Linked DNA regions of Homo sapiens: all the other regions are linked to region 3. Evidence: read pairs that join two places in POLR2A ChIA-PET (ENCODE). Cell type or tissue: OCI-LY7. All regions are shown on one strand. Region 1 has its middle 25 kb from the start of FAM107B. Region 2 overlaps FAM107B (family with sequence similarity 107 member B). Region 3 overlaps FAM107B (family with sequence similarity 107 member B).

Region 1 (4,000 bases), 210 kb before region 3:
TAAAAAAAATTTTTTTATTAAAAAAAAAGAAAACCCAGATAAGCAAAAATAAGATAGTAGCCATCACTGGTATTCCCCCTACGTCAAGATAACAGTCGTTTACATTTTGGAATAGATTCTTTCAGTCTTGTTACTATGCCTATCAGCTATAAATCCTTAATGCTGTTGAGTTCCCACTCTCTTCTGTTTCTGTGCAAAGTAAGGACCGGATTCCCTCTGGATGTCATTGCCTGACTCTCCTGAGCCTCTCGCTGGCTGGCTCCAGCCGTGCAACATCCCCACAACACATTTGGCAGGCAGGCTGGGTCCATGTGTGCACTGTGTGGGTGGTGCACCATGCACTCCTCCTGGTGGGCACTTCTGGGCAATTCCTCCCTCACAGGAGGCCCTTCTTCCTTCCCAGGTGCAGAAGGCCAGGGAGCAGGTTTCCTCACTCTTTGATCATAACTAGTCGTTTACTGCGGAAGCTAGCTGGAGCCCAGACCCCAAGGGAAACAGCAGTACAAATCTTTCCTATTCCAGTGCTACTCATTGAAACTTCTCTGGCAAACATGGCTCTAGAATAGATTCAGAGGATGTAGGGGGATGTAGGTGTGAACTCTGGGTGGGAGATCTTAGCTCTAGGAGACGTACACACATTAACTCATGGACATCCTATTCCTCTGCCCTTTCTTTGATGTTGACCCAGCTTGTCACCTGGTCCATTAACTACATGCTTGATCATTTTGTAAATATTTTCTGTATTCTCAAAGATTACAAAACATGTATGAGTGCCTGAGGAGAAAAAGTTTGGGGGGTGGTGGCTACGTGTAAATGTTAGCTGCTTTTTCTCAGCATTTTCACCCCACAACCAATGCAAGGATACGCATCCAAGTTCAAGTTTATTTTGCATCTCTGAAAATTTCCGCTGAGGATGCACAGATGTTCCCATCACGCATGTCCATTGGGACTCACCAGCCCAGGTACTGTCATCTTCATAGGTTCATTCGTTTAATACACATGTTAATATGTGGTAGGTGTTTTGCCCAAAATTTGGTCTTTAGTGCCTGTTAATGATTTAAAATTTCATTTTGAGAGATTTGAGATCTTTGTGTCTGGAAGGTTTTATTCATCAAAAAGAAAGTGTCTGATGAAAACACAGATGAGAGCCAGGTGTGGTGGGGCATGCCCGCTCAGAAGGAGGCAGGAATAATGTCCTAGAGGCGGTGAGAAGGAATGAGCATAAGCTGATCACTACCTAACAAGAGACAGAGTCAAGTCTGAGGGACCAATGGCAAGGAGGTTGGTAGGTTTTGTGGGGAAAGTGGGAGATGTTCTCTCATAATCAATTCTGTTTTCTCAATTGGACTAAAGCTCATCAGCTGAGAGGGAGGACCAGGGGAAGGTGTCCCAGCTGCTCAGGAGGCTGAGGTGGGAGGGTCACCTGAGCCTGAAAGTTAGAGGCTGCAGTGGGCTATGGTCTCATCACTGCATGCCAGCCTGGGAGACACAGTAAGAGCATGTCTCTAAAAAAATTAAAACGAGACAAAAAACCCCATAATGACCCTTGGGCTTTGTCTGTGAGTGTCTTGCTGTGTATTAGTTGATACTGGATCAGGGTTAATGCCTACATGGAGTGGAGGCCACCAAAGGACATGTGGAAAGTGCCCAAGGAGGAACTAAAACCAAGTTTCATCTCAGCACCTTTGCAGAGTTTTCTGATTTTTGTCCTATGACAAGCATTCAGATGTAGCTCACTTGTTTTATTTAAATCTATCACCCCTCTCCACCCCACACCATTTCCTTACTTACCTTCTCACCAAGATTAGCAGTGCTATAATCACTGCTTTGCATAAATCTCAAATTCTTTGCTCCTGCCCAGTACTCTCCTGGCAAACTCTGATGAAAACTACCTCTGGCCTGCTCTGCCCCTGCTCCTGAGCAGCTGAATGTGTCTGGAGAAAAGCACGAAGACAGTTTCATACTAACCAGAGGCTATCAACCTCCAGGAGCCCTCAATACCTCTGGTAGACTTATATCATTTCTCTAGTCAATCAACTCTTCTGTACTCAGAGGTGACCATTTCACATCTTCTGTCCTTTCCTGATGACACCTTCCCCTGGTCCTCCCTCTCAGCTGATGAGCTTTAGTCCAATTGAGAAAATAGAATTGATTATGAGAGAACATCTCCCAATTTCCCCACAAAACCTACCAACCTCCTTGCCATTGGTCCCTCAGACTTGACTCTGTCTCTTGTTAGATAATGATCAGCTTATGCTCATTCCTTCTCACCGCCTCTAGGACATTATTCCTGCCTCCTTCTTTCTCCTCTATCCTTGACTTCCTTCCTTCATTTGGACATTCCCATTAACACCAAATATGCTGTATTATTTCCCACAAACAAAAACCCAAATCCCAAACTTCCCCAAACCCCCACTATTACCCCGTATCTCTGCTCTCCTTAATAGCAACATATCTTGAAAGAATTGTCTCTAGCTCTTTACTTTTTTTCCTCTCTCTCTCTTTTTCCATTTTTTCTCTCTCCATTTTTTTCCTCTCTCTTTCTTTTCTTCTTTTTTTGAGAGAGGGTCTTGCTTTGTTGTGAGAGACTGGAGTGCAGTGGCTTGACCATAGCTCACTATAGCCTTGACCTCCCAGGCTCAAGGGATCCTCTTGCCTCAGCCTCCCCTGGCCTGCAGGCTGGCACCACCACTTCCAGCTAATTTTTTTAAAATTTTATGTAGACAGGGTCTCACTATATTGCCCAGGCTGGTCTCGAACTCCTGGTCTGAAGCAATCTTCCCACCTTGGCCTCCCAAAGTGCTGGGATTATAGGCATGACCCACTGTGCCTGGCCACAATTTTCTATACTATGGGATAATAATATCTTATCTAAAGACATATTATTTTCTAAAATGTAGGCAAGAAGCCCTTTGCTTTATATTCTTCTGTGAGCTTCAAGTTCTCCCCTTTGCCTCACAGGAATGATAGATTTTATATTTTAAACTAAAATTTGAGCTGTAAATAGTTTCAGGGAGAAAGATTGAAGAATATGGAGGTTTTTACTTTTTATGTGGCCTTGTTTCCTATGCAGTTCCATTTTCTGAGTACATCTATTGCTTTCATTAAAACATGTTGACAACAGTAATCTGAGCATGTAAATGAAGAGCCAGTTTTGCTTATTTTTCCTTTTTAATCTCTCCAAATTAAAAACCTAATAAATGTTTTGTTTTAAATAAAATACATAACTGAAATGTTATACCCACTAAACGACGATTCTCCATTTCCCTCTCTCCCCAGTCTCCAGCAACCACTTTTCTACCCTCTGCTTCTGTGATAATCTTTTAAATACCCCCATGTAAGTGGAATCACAGAGTATTTGTCCTTCTGTGACTGGCTTATTTCACTAAACATAATGTCCTCCAGGTTTGCCCATGTCGTCACATCTGGCAGGATTTCCTTCTTTTAAAAAGCTGAGTAATTTCCCATTGTATGTATATACCACATCGGCTTTGCCCATTCATTCAATGATGGACATTTATGTTGTTTCCATATCTTGGCTTTTGTGAATAATGCTTCAGCGAACACAGAAGTGTGGAGATCTCTTCAACATCCTGATTTCAGTTCTTTTGTTTATATACCCAGAAATGGGATTACAGGATCATATGGTAGTTCTATTTTTAATTTTCTGAGGAACCACCGACTTTTTAAATAGTAGCTGCCCCATTTTACATTCCCAAGAGTGTGTGAGGGTTCCCTTTTCTCTGCATCCTTGACAACACTTGTCTTTTGTCTTTTTTACAATAGCCATCCTAACAGGTGTGAAGTGATATCTCATTGTGGTTTTGATTTGCATTTGCCTGATGATTAGTTATGTTGAACACGTTTTCATATACCTGTTGGCCATGCATATGTCTTCTTTGGGGAAGTGGCTATTTAAATCCTTTTCCCATTAATTTATTTTTGCGATTGAGTTTTAGGAGTTCTTTATATATTTTGGATATTAACCCCTTATCACATA
Region 2 (4,000 bases), 110 kb before region 3:
ACGCACGCCTGTAGTCCCAGCTACTTGGGAGGCTGAGGCACCAGAATTGCTTGAACCCAGAGGCGGAGGTTGCAGTGAGCCGGGATCACAAGATCATGCCACTGCCCTCCAGCCTGGGGGACAGAGAGAGACTCTGTCTCAGAAAAAAAAAAAAAAAAAGAAGAAGAAGGAAAAGGAAACAAACTTAGGAAGACTTTGTAGGAGCAAAGGGAAATCTTGTGAAATCTTTCCCTTTGCCCTTGGAGGGTTCATTGAAAAATCAACTGACAAAGGCTGATGATTAGGAGAAAAGGCAAATTCATTAGCACGCACATGGGGAGAGCCACAGTGATGATCCCATATCCCATTGGGGCCCAACCTTTGTGGCCTTACCTCAGAGGGGAGGGAGAGATGGGGAATATAGGTACTTTGGTTGAGGGGCAATACCTGATTACCTGGGAGAATGAATGGGTGGGGGAATAGAGATTAACTTGTAAATAGTTCTTTTTGGAAACTGAATGAGCCTGAGAGATAAACATGATTTTGTAATAGGGTCGATCAGGTCCGGTGACATTCTTGGTCTTTTTTACTGCAATAGATAATGAGACAACAGGGAGAGGAAGGAAAAACAATTCTTGGTGGGTCTGTCTGGTCTTTCTGTAGGTAGGGGAGAAGCCTCTTCCAGTGTCTGTTGATCTTTGAGGGCAAAATACTCATTTTAAAAGGAAGCCATGTTTTGGGGTGGACTTCGCTGTACTCCTTCAACCCAAAACTTATTCTGCTATGGGAGAGCTTATCTTCCTGTTGCAAAGCACCAAATGCATGGCTGTCTACTAAATTTTTAAAATAATACACTTTGGCCAGGTGCAGCAGCTCATGCCTGTAATCCCAACACTTTGGGAGGCCAAAGTGGGTGGATCACCTGAGGTCAGGAGTTTGAGAACAGCCTGGCCAACATGGTGAAACCCCATCTCTACTAAAAAATACAAAAAAAGTATTTGGGTGTTGTGGTGTGTGCCTGTAATCTCAGCTACTCAGGGGGCTGAGGCGGGAGAATCGCTTGAACTCAGGAGGTGGAGTGAGCCAAGATCGTGCCATTGCATTTCAGCCTGAGAATAAAGTGAGACTGTGTCTCAAAAAAAATAAAATAAACATAAAATAAATAATGATACATGAATATTGAATCAAAAACTTTATGAAAAGGAGCAACAACATTCCAGCAAAAGGTTAATTTAACTTCATTTGTCTTAGGAAAAATGCTGAGCCTAAGATGGAGTCCTAGGATATCCATGTACATATATTCCAAATACATAAAATATTGTGGATGAGCATAAACAAGCTATGTGCGTGTCTTTGTTCCTTAAGAATATTGCATGAAATGCACTCGTTTGTGGAACAAATTAATTGTTGTCATTTTTGCATTTACTTATCAGTATATTCCCTGCTCTTCATCTGAAAAGAAGAAATACAGGAATTTTTATTTCTGCAATATGTTTTTTGGGTGGGCAGCTATTGCTGCAGCAGGAATCCTGAACCTCTGAAAGTTTGTTTTCGAAGACTGCTTTTGTTGCAAAAATTGTCTTATTAGATTTTCTTGGCCAAGGAGTAAATTTCAGTGTACTGAACTATTCCTGAATCTCTCCAGCCCTGCTCCAGGTTCCAGGGACTCCCCTGCTCTTTTCACACGCCAGCAGAGGGATGAGTTTTACAAAACGCCATTGTTTCCAAAGGTTACAGGTTTGATATCATACAATGCCTCTGTCCGCCATGCTTTTTGTTGGAAAAAAAAAAAACAACTCTTTGCCTAGGGCCGGTCATTGCATTCTTTCTGGTTTCCTGATGCGTAACACAAGATGATGTTGGGAGATGACTTTGGCATTCCTTTTAGTTCCCTTTCGATGATTCTGTGAGAGATAGGTCTATATTCTTGGAGCTGTGAGGACTATTTAAAATGAAGGTTTTTGGCCAGGCATGGTGGCTCATGCCTATGATCCCAGCACTTTGGGAGGCCGAGGTGGGAGGATCACCTGAGGTCAGGAGTTCAAGACCAGCTTGGCCAACATGGTAAAACCCCATCTCTACTAAAAATACAAAAATTAGCCAGGGGTGGTGGGGCATGCCTGGGATCCCAGCTTCTCAGGAGGCTGAGGCTAGAGAATCGCTTGAACCTGGGAGGTGGAGGTTGCAGTGAGCCGAGATCACACCACTGCACTCCAGCCTGGACGACAGAGTGAGAGTCTGTCTCAAAAAATAAATAAATAAAATTAAAAATAAGAAATAAATAATAAAATGAAGAGTTTCTGCCTGGCATTAAGCTTTTAAAAAATAAATTTATTCCAGGGAATTAAATGAGATTAACCTTGTCCCTGTCAATGTCAGAGAACATAAGGTGAAATTAGGACATTAAAAAATGTCTTAATAGAAGTGGCTTAAAATCAGAGGCATTCAATGCTTCCATAAAAAAGCAGTGGTGGAGAGAGTGTTTTCCAAGGAAAATATGACTAGGTTTCACTTCTGGTCCTTGTCCTGGCACCAAGAGAAAGCTCTTGCTGGATTACAGCACCCCAGGGGCCACATGTGGGGTGAGGTGTGATGTGTGTGTGTGCCCCAGGTTATAAGTGAGCATAGCTCTACTTTTGCACTCACCCTAGTGCGTTTTTTTTTTTTTTTTTTTTTTTTTGCCTCTTGCCATCAGCATCCAAGTGACCAGCTGGGCCTGTAGTTGATCCAGAGCTGGTGTGATTTCAAGTAGCTTCAGCTGTCAGAGTTGCCAGCAGAAAATGGTTATTTAGTCTGTTTCAACATCTGGGGGAAAAAAGCATCATTGTTGTTTATGTCAGAAAATGGATGTAGAGGGAGTTGCAGCAGATTCCACATCATGGATCAAGCTCAGGATGAAGGCAGGGGCACAGGCTGGGCTTTCAGACTCCCACCCCACCCCTCATTCTCATGGTCATTTCTGCATCAGGACATTGATCTTTTTATTGCATCTCTTCTGATATTGTCACTAATGACTATCCCTGCGTTAAATTCGATGCGAGCACTGAAATACCTTTAAGGTTTGCTTCCATATACGGCTGTTCATGGTGACAACGATTTCCTGGAGCTCTACAAATTGCCCAGAGGAATAGCTCATATTCAAAGAATAGTTCTCCTGCCCAGGGGTTATCTCTCAGTGCTTTGCTGACTCTCTCCTGGCTTTTGCTTGTCCCCATTTAGTTCGCCACTCTCCCTGCATCACAGTTGCCAGTGCTGCTTTTTAAAAAGGGACGCCTGGCCTGGCGCGGTGGCTCACACCTGTAATCCTAGCACTTTGGGAGGCCGAGGCAGGTAAGTCACTTGAGGTCAGGAGTTTGAGACCAGCCTGGTCAACATGGTGAAACCCAGTCTCTACTAAAAATACGAAAATTAGCCAGGTGTGGTGGCACACGCCTGTAATCCCAGCTACTCGGGAGGCTGAGGCAGAAGAATCGCTTGCACCCGGGAGGTGGAGGTTGCAGTGAGCTGAGATTGCGCCACTGCATTCTAGCCTGGGCAACAGAGCGGGAGTCCATCTCAAAAATAATAATAATCATAAATAAAAAAATAAAAAGTGACTCTTCACTATCCCCTGCACTCGCTGGCGCTCCACAGGCCAACCCAGCCTGTAATCTGTCGCCAGACTAACCTTCAGGATGGACAATCCTTTTGCTCCATTGCAGGCTTCCTGCTGCCTTGAAAATTAAGTGAAAATCCTTACCATGACAGGCAAACACTGTACAATGTGTGTGATGGTGAATTTTCTGTCAGCTTGACTGGGCTAAGTGGTGCCCAGATAGCTGGTAAAGCATGATTTCTGGGTGTGTCTGTGAGGGTGTTCCTGGAAGAGATTGGCATTTGAGTTGGTGGACTGAGTAAAGTAGCTATCCCTTGCTGATGTGGGCAGGCACCCTCCGATTCATTGCGGGCTTGATAGAACAAAATGGTGGAGGAAGGGCGAGTTTGTTCTCTCTGCTTGATCTGACCCATCCACTTTCACCTG
Region 3 (4,000 bases):
TGTTGACCAAACACTTGATTTCATATAAATCATGGCTGTGACCAATAAGTCCTAAAAGAAAGATGTGAAAACTAGAAACGTGGAAGAGTTTGAAATCATAAATGTTGCTTCTGTTGTCAGAGAGGTCTTGAGCTTGGAGAAGCCATAGAAATGAAGAGGTCATCTAATCAAGATTCTTCATTTTTGGTGAATAAACCAACGCTTAGATGTGTTAAATTGCTTGCCCAAGACCACACAGCTAATGATTTGTAGAGTTGGAACCAAAACTCATCCTGGAATAAGGACCATTAGTACGTTAAGTGTTTCTTTTGAACATGTTAAATGCTTCTTACATGCATCATTTTTGGATCCTCATGACAACCCTGTGATTTAGGACTGTAATTGGTTTTATTTTCTGAGGAGGATGTTGAGGCATAGAGACATTGAATATCTTGCCCAGGATCACCCAGGACTGAGATATATTCACTGCAAAGAATGTGCTTTTCTTTTTTTTAATTTTTAAAATTTTTAAATTTTGCTTTATGTTCTGGGCTACATGTGCAGTACATGCAGGATTCTTACATAGGTATACATGTGCCACGGTGGTTTGGCGCACCCATCAATCTGTCATCTAGGTTTTAAGCCCCGCATACATTTGGTATTTGTCCTAATGCTTTCCCTCCCCTTGCCCCTCATCCCCCAAGAATGTACTCTTATTCACCCTATGGTGTACTGCCTTCTGATTCATTCAGTCATTCATTTCTTCCTTGTTATTATTATTACTGTTTAAAATTCATTATTTCGTGTTAAAGGAATGCCTTATTCCTAACAGCCCAGAAACATTGCCTTTCAAGGACTTTCCATATACTCTTAAAATCTATATTTTTAAAAACCTACCAGCTCTAATTATTGCAGATATAGTCAGTGGAAATCACTAGCTATAATAAATGTTATTTGAATAATTGGTAATTGTGCCTGGCTTACTAGTATTTGAAAAAGCTTTCAGATTATAGATGGTTCAGGACTCTTATAAGATGTCTAGGTAAGTTTGAACTGATAGTTTCTTTCTTTTGATAAATGTCCTATGCCAACCTACAGCTTTAAAAATAATTCCTTTGACCATTCTTTTAAAAAGTCACCACTTACTCTTTTTTTTCTTTTCTTTTTTTTTTTTTGAGACAGTCTCGGTGTGTCACCTAGGCTGTAGTGCAGTGATGTTATCTCGGCTCACTGCAACCTCCTGGGCTCAAGTGATTCTCCTGCCTCAGCCTCCCAAGTAGCTGAGACCACCGGCATGCACCACCACACCCGGCTAATTTTTGTATTTTTAGTAAGGATGGGGTTTCACCACGTTGACCAGGCTGGTCTCGAACTCCTGACCTCAAGTGATCTGCCTGCTTTGGCCTCCCAAAGTGCTGGGATTACAGGCGTGAGTCACTGCGCCCAGCCTCACCACTTATTCTTTAAATTCTTGGAAACATCATGAAGGAATCAACTTGGGATGGGTTTGGAGCCCTCCTTCTCTCTCTTCTTCCTCCTTTTCACTCCCCTTCAGTAACAGTAACATCCTGGGGAGCTCTGAAGCTGAGATTTCATAAAGATCAGATGTGTTTTTGGGAGACAGCGTGTGTGGGGTGATGGGTGGGGAGGAGTGGAGGTGAGAAGTCACCCTGTGGCATGGGAGAGGATGTTTGATGTTGATTTTCTGAGTGTCAGCCTCCTGTTTCTCAGGACGGTTGGTTGACTGTCTTTTTCTCTACTTGCGCTGCCCACAAAGAGCCAGATGTGGGTGCCTCCGGGGGTTTATGGGACCCACTTACCTGTGTGAAGCTGGCTTACAGAGAGGGGAGAATGGGTAGACCCTGGTAGCGTCCAGGGAGACTTTCACGTGGGCGTGGTTTGTACTCTGACCCACTGGTGACTTTAAACAATTTGTCATCAAATACCACAGTTGGCTTTGCAGCTATCTGGTATTTGTGCCTGGAGTAGGTTTGTTTGTTTTGTTTTAAATGCTTCTAAATTACAATTCTTTGTGAGCTTCCTGTTTCCTACTTACAGCTGAAATATGTGATGACTGACTCTACCAGGACTGCTTTTTTCCCCTTTTCTGCATTTGTGCTGGAAACAGAACAGCTTGCACGCACAGCCTGGAGCATGTTGCCTGCATGTGCTTCTTGGTGGACGTGAGCACATGGCTGACTAATTTCAAAAACCGCCTATTTATATCCTCTTCAGAAGCGCTGTCAGACATTAGGCACTCTCTCTACTAACGTCACGTCGATTAATATGGATTTTAAAATGGAAGTAAATTATTTTTTACTCATGGGTGAGTCATTAGATAGTCTTTTTTAAATATACATCCCACCATTTCTCTCAAGGGTGTCACACTGGTAATTGTCCCATGCTGGAGTTTTCAGCAGTTATCATAGGATTGAGTGCAGGAGGAGGCTGTGGAGAACACCTAACCCTCTGATTTTATAGATGAAATGACAGCCCAGGGTTGCTGAATTACTGAGAGCTCAAAGCTCCTTGGTGCAAATCTAGGACTAGAGCTCTCTCCTCCCGTAGCTTCGAATTGAGCACAGTGTCCTTTACTGTCACCCACCTTGCCTCACCCTACCTACCCCACATGCTGGCACTTGCCACCACAAAAGAATAAAAACAAGGACAGGAAACAAAACTTCCTAGTTGCTAGGGTTGTGGTGACGATTTTATAGCAGAAAAGAAAATAATGTTTAAGATATGTAATCCTAAAGAAACTGTCTTTTTTTGGATGTTTGTGTAAGACAAATTCTTATTCATACTAATGGAAAGTCTTAAAAACATTAAACATGAAAAATAGTTGTTCATACCATGAAAATAAGCCTAGGCATTTATTTAAATGTATGAGAACTATCTTTGTCGACTGTGTCTGTTGTCCACATTTTGACTTCTAGGGCTAAGCAACTTCCCGCGATTGGATAAATATGGGAGTTCTTTCTAAATAAATATATGAGAATATATTTCTGTGCATAAATACATGAGAATAAATACATGAGTACCTGCATTGTGTCTTACACTGTCATTATCCTCAGGCTTTTTTCAGATGTATGTTGTCATTTATTAGTTCCGACACTGGCGCATTAGAAGGACGATGAACTTTTTGCTAGATAGACCTAGGTGGCATGTCGTAAGTGCTTTTATCTTGGTGAGTTCAAGTTTTCTCATCTCTGCAGTGTGACTATTATCAGGCAGGAAAAGCACCTGGCACAGTGCCTGTACACAGGTGTGAACAGAGGTTAGTGTCTGCTCCCCCAAGGTGGTGTTGTGATGTGATGTCATACGTGATTGTTTACACTCTCACCTGATGGGCGAGACTATTCCATTCTCATAGGACTCAATGAGAGAGAGTTTGTCCCAGGATTGGGGTGAATGTTTCACCTATATCATCCTCTTGGGCCTTCTCCACCTGAAATGTAGCCTAGTTTGATAAGCAGTGGTAGAATACAGAGACAGGTTAGGAACCTGGTGGGGGTAGAGGGTCCATACTGGAGCTCTGGGATCTAATTGGAGAGTGGAGGAGCGACCCTGGGCTCAAAGGTATGGCTGTCTTCATCCATTTGGGCTGCTGTAACAAATACCACAGACGGGGTGGCTTAAACAGCATTTATTTCTCACAGTTCTGGAGGTTGGGAACTCCAAGATCAAAGATGCTGGCAGATTTGGTGTCTGGTGAGGGCTCCCTTCGTGTTTTGTAGAAGGCCACCTTTTTGCTGTATCCCCACATGGTGGAGAGGGAGATCATCTGCCTGGTGTCTCTTTTTCTAAGGGCACTAATCCCATTCATGAGGGCTCCACTTCTATGACTTAATTACTTCCCCTAAGCCCCACTTCCAAATATCATCACGTTGGGATTAGGGCTTAAATAATATGAATTTATGGTGGAGGAGGAAAAAATATTCAGTCCATAGCCATGGCCAAGGTGAGCAGAGGCTTCAAGTCTATGGGCAGGCAGGATTCTCATCTCATATATTTTTTTCTT

Evidence for each region. ChIA-PET counts read pairs that join two places held together with the same protein. Peaks named below come from ENCODE experiments on the same cell type or tissue, not always from the same donor. Only the 100,000 strongest peaks of a DNase experiment are listed, where the experiment ranks them.
Region 1: POLR2A ChIA-PET joins it to region 3 with 5 read pairs; 3 of 35 experiments call an interaction of 5 or more read pairs at or near these places.
Region 2: POLR2A ChIA-PET joins it to region 3 with 5 read pairs; 3 of 35 experiments call an interaction of 5 or more read pairs at or near these places.

The regions. Positions count from the first base shown.
Region 1 is chr10:14,798,278-14,802,277 of GRCh38, reverse strand. No RefSeq gene overlaps it. Among named protein-coding and RNA genes, the nearest start is that of FAM107B, 25 kb to the right of the region's middle. In OCI-LY7, a CTCF peak has its summit at 361; DNase peaks (open chromatin) are centred at 1,707 and 3,797; H3K4me3 peaks cover 1,409 bases; H3K27ac peaks cover 558 bases.
Region 2 is chr10:14,699,487-14,703,486 of GRCh38, reverse strand. The region is part of intron 1 of FAM107B (family with sequence similarity 107 member B); the gene reads left to right. Among named protein-coding and RNA genes, the nearest start is that of FAM107B, 73 kb to the left of the region's middle. In OCI-LY7, no CTCF peak of the experiment used is centred here; no DNase peak of the experiment used is centred here.
Region 3 is chr10:14,586,328-14,590,327 of GRCh38, reverse strand. The region is part of intron 2 of FAM107B (family with sequence similarity 107 member B); the gene reads left to right. Among named protein-coding and RNA genes, the nearest start is that of MIR1265, 150 kb to the right of the region's middle. RefSeq lists an enhancer at 1,851-2,050. In OCI-LY7, no CTCF peak of the experiment used is centred here; a DNase peak (open chromatin) is centred at 2,138; H3K4me3 peaks cover 744 bases; H3K27ac peaks cover 1,784 bases.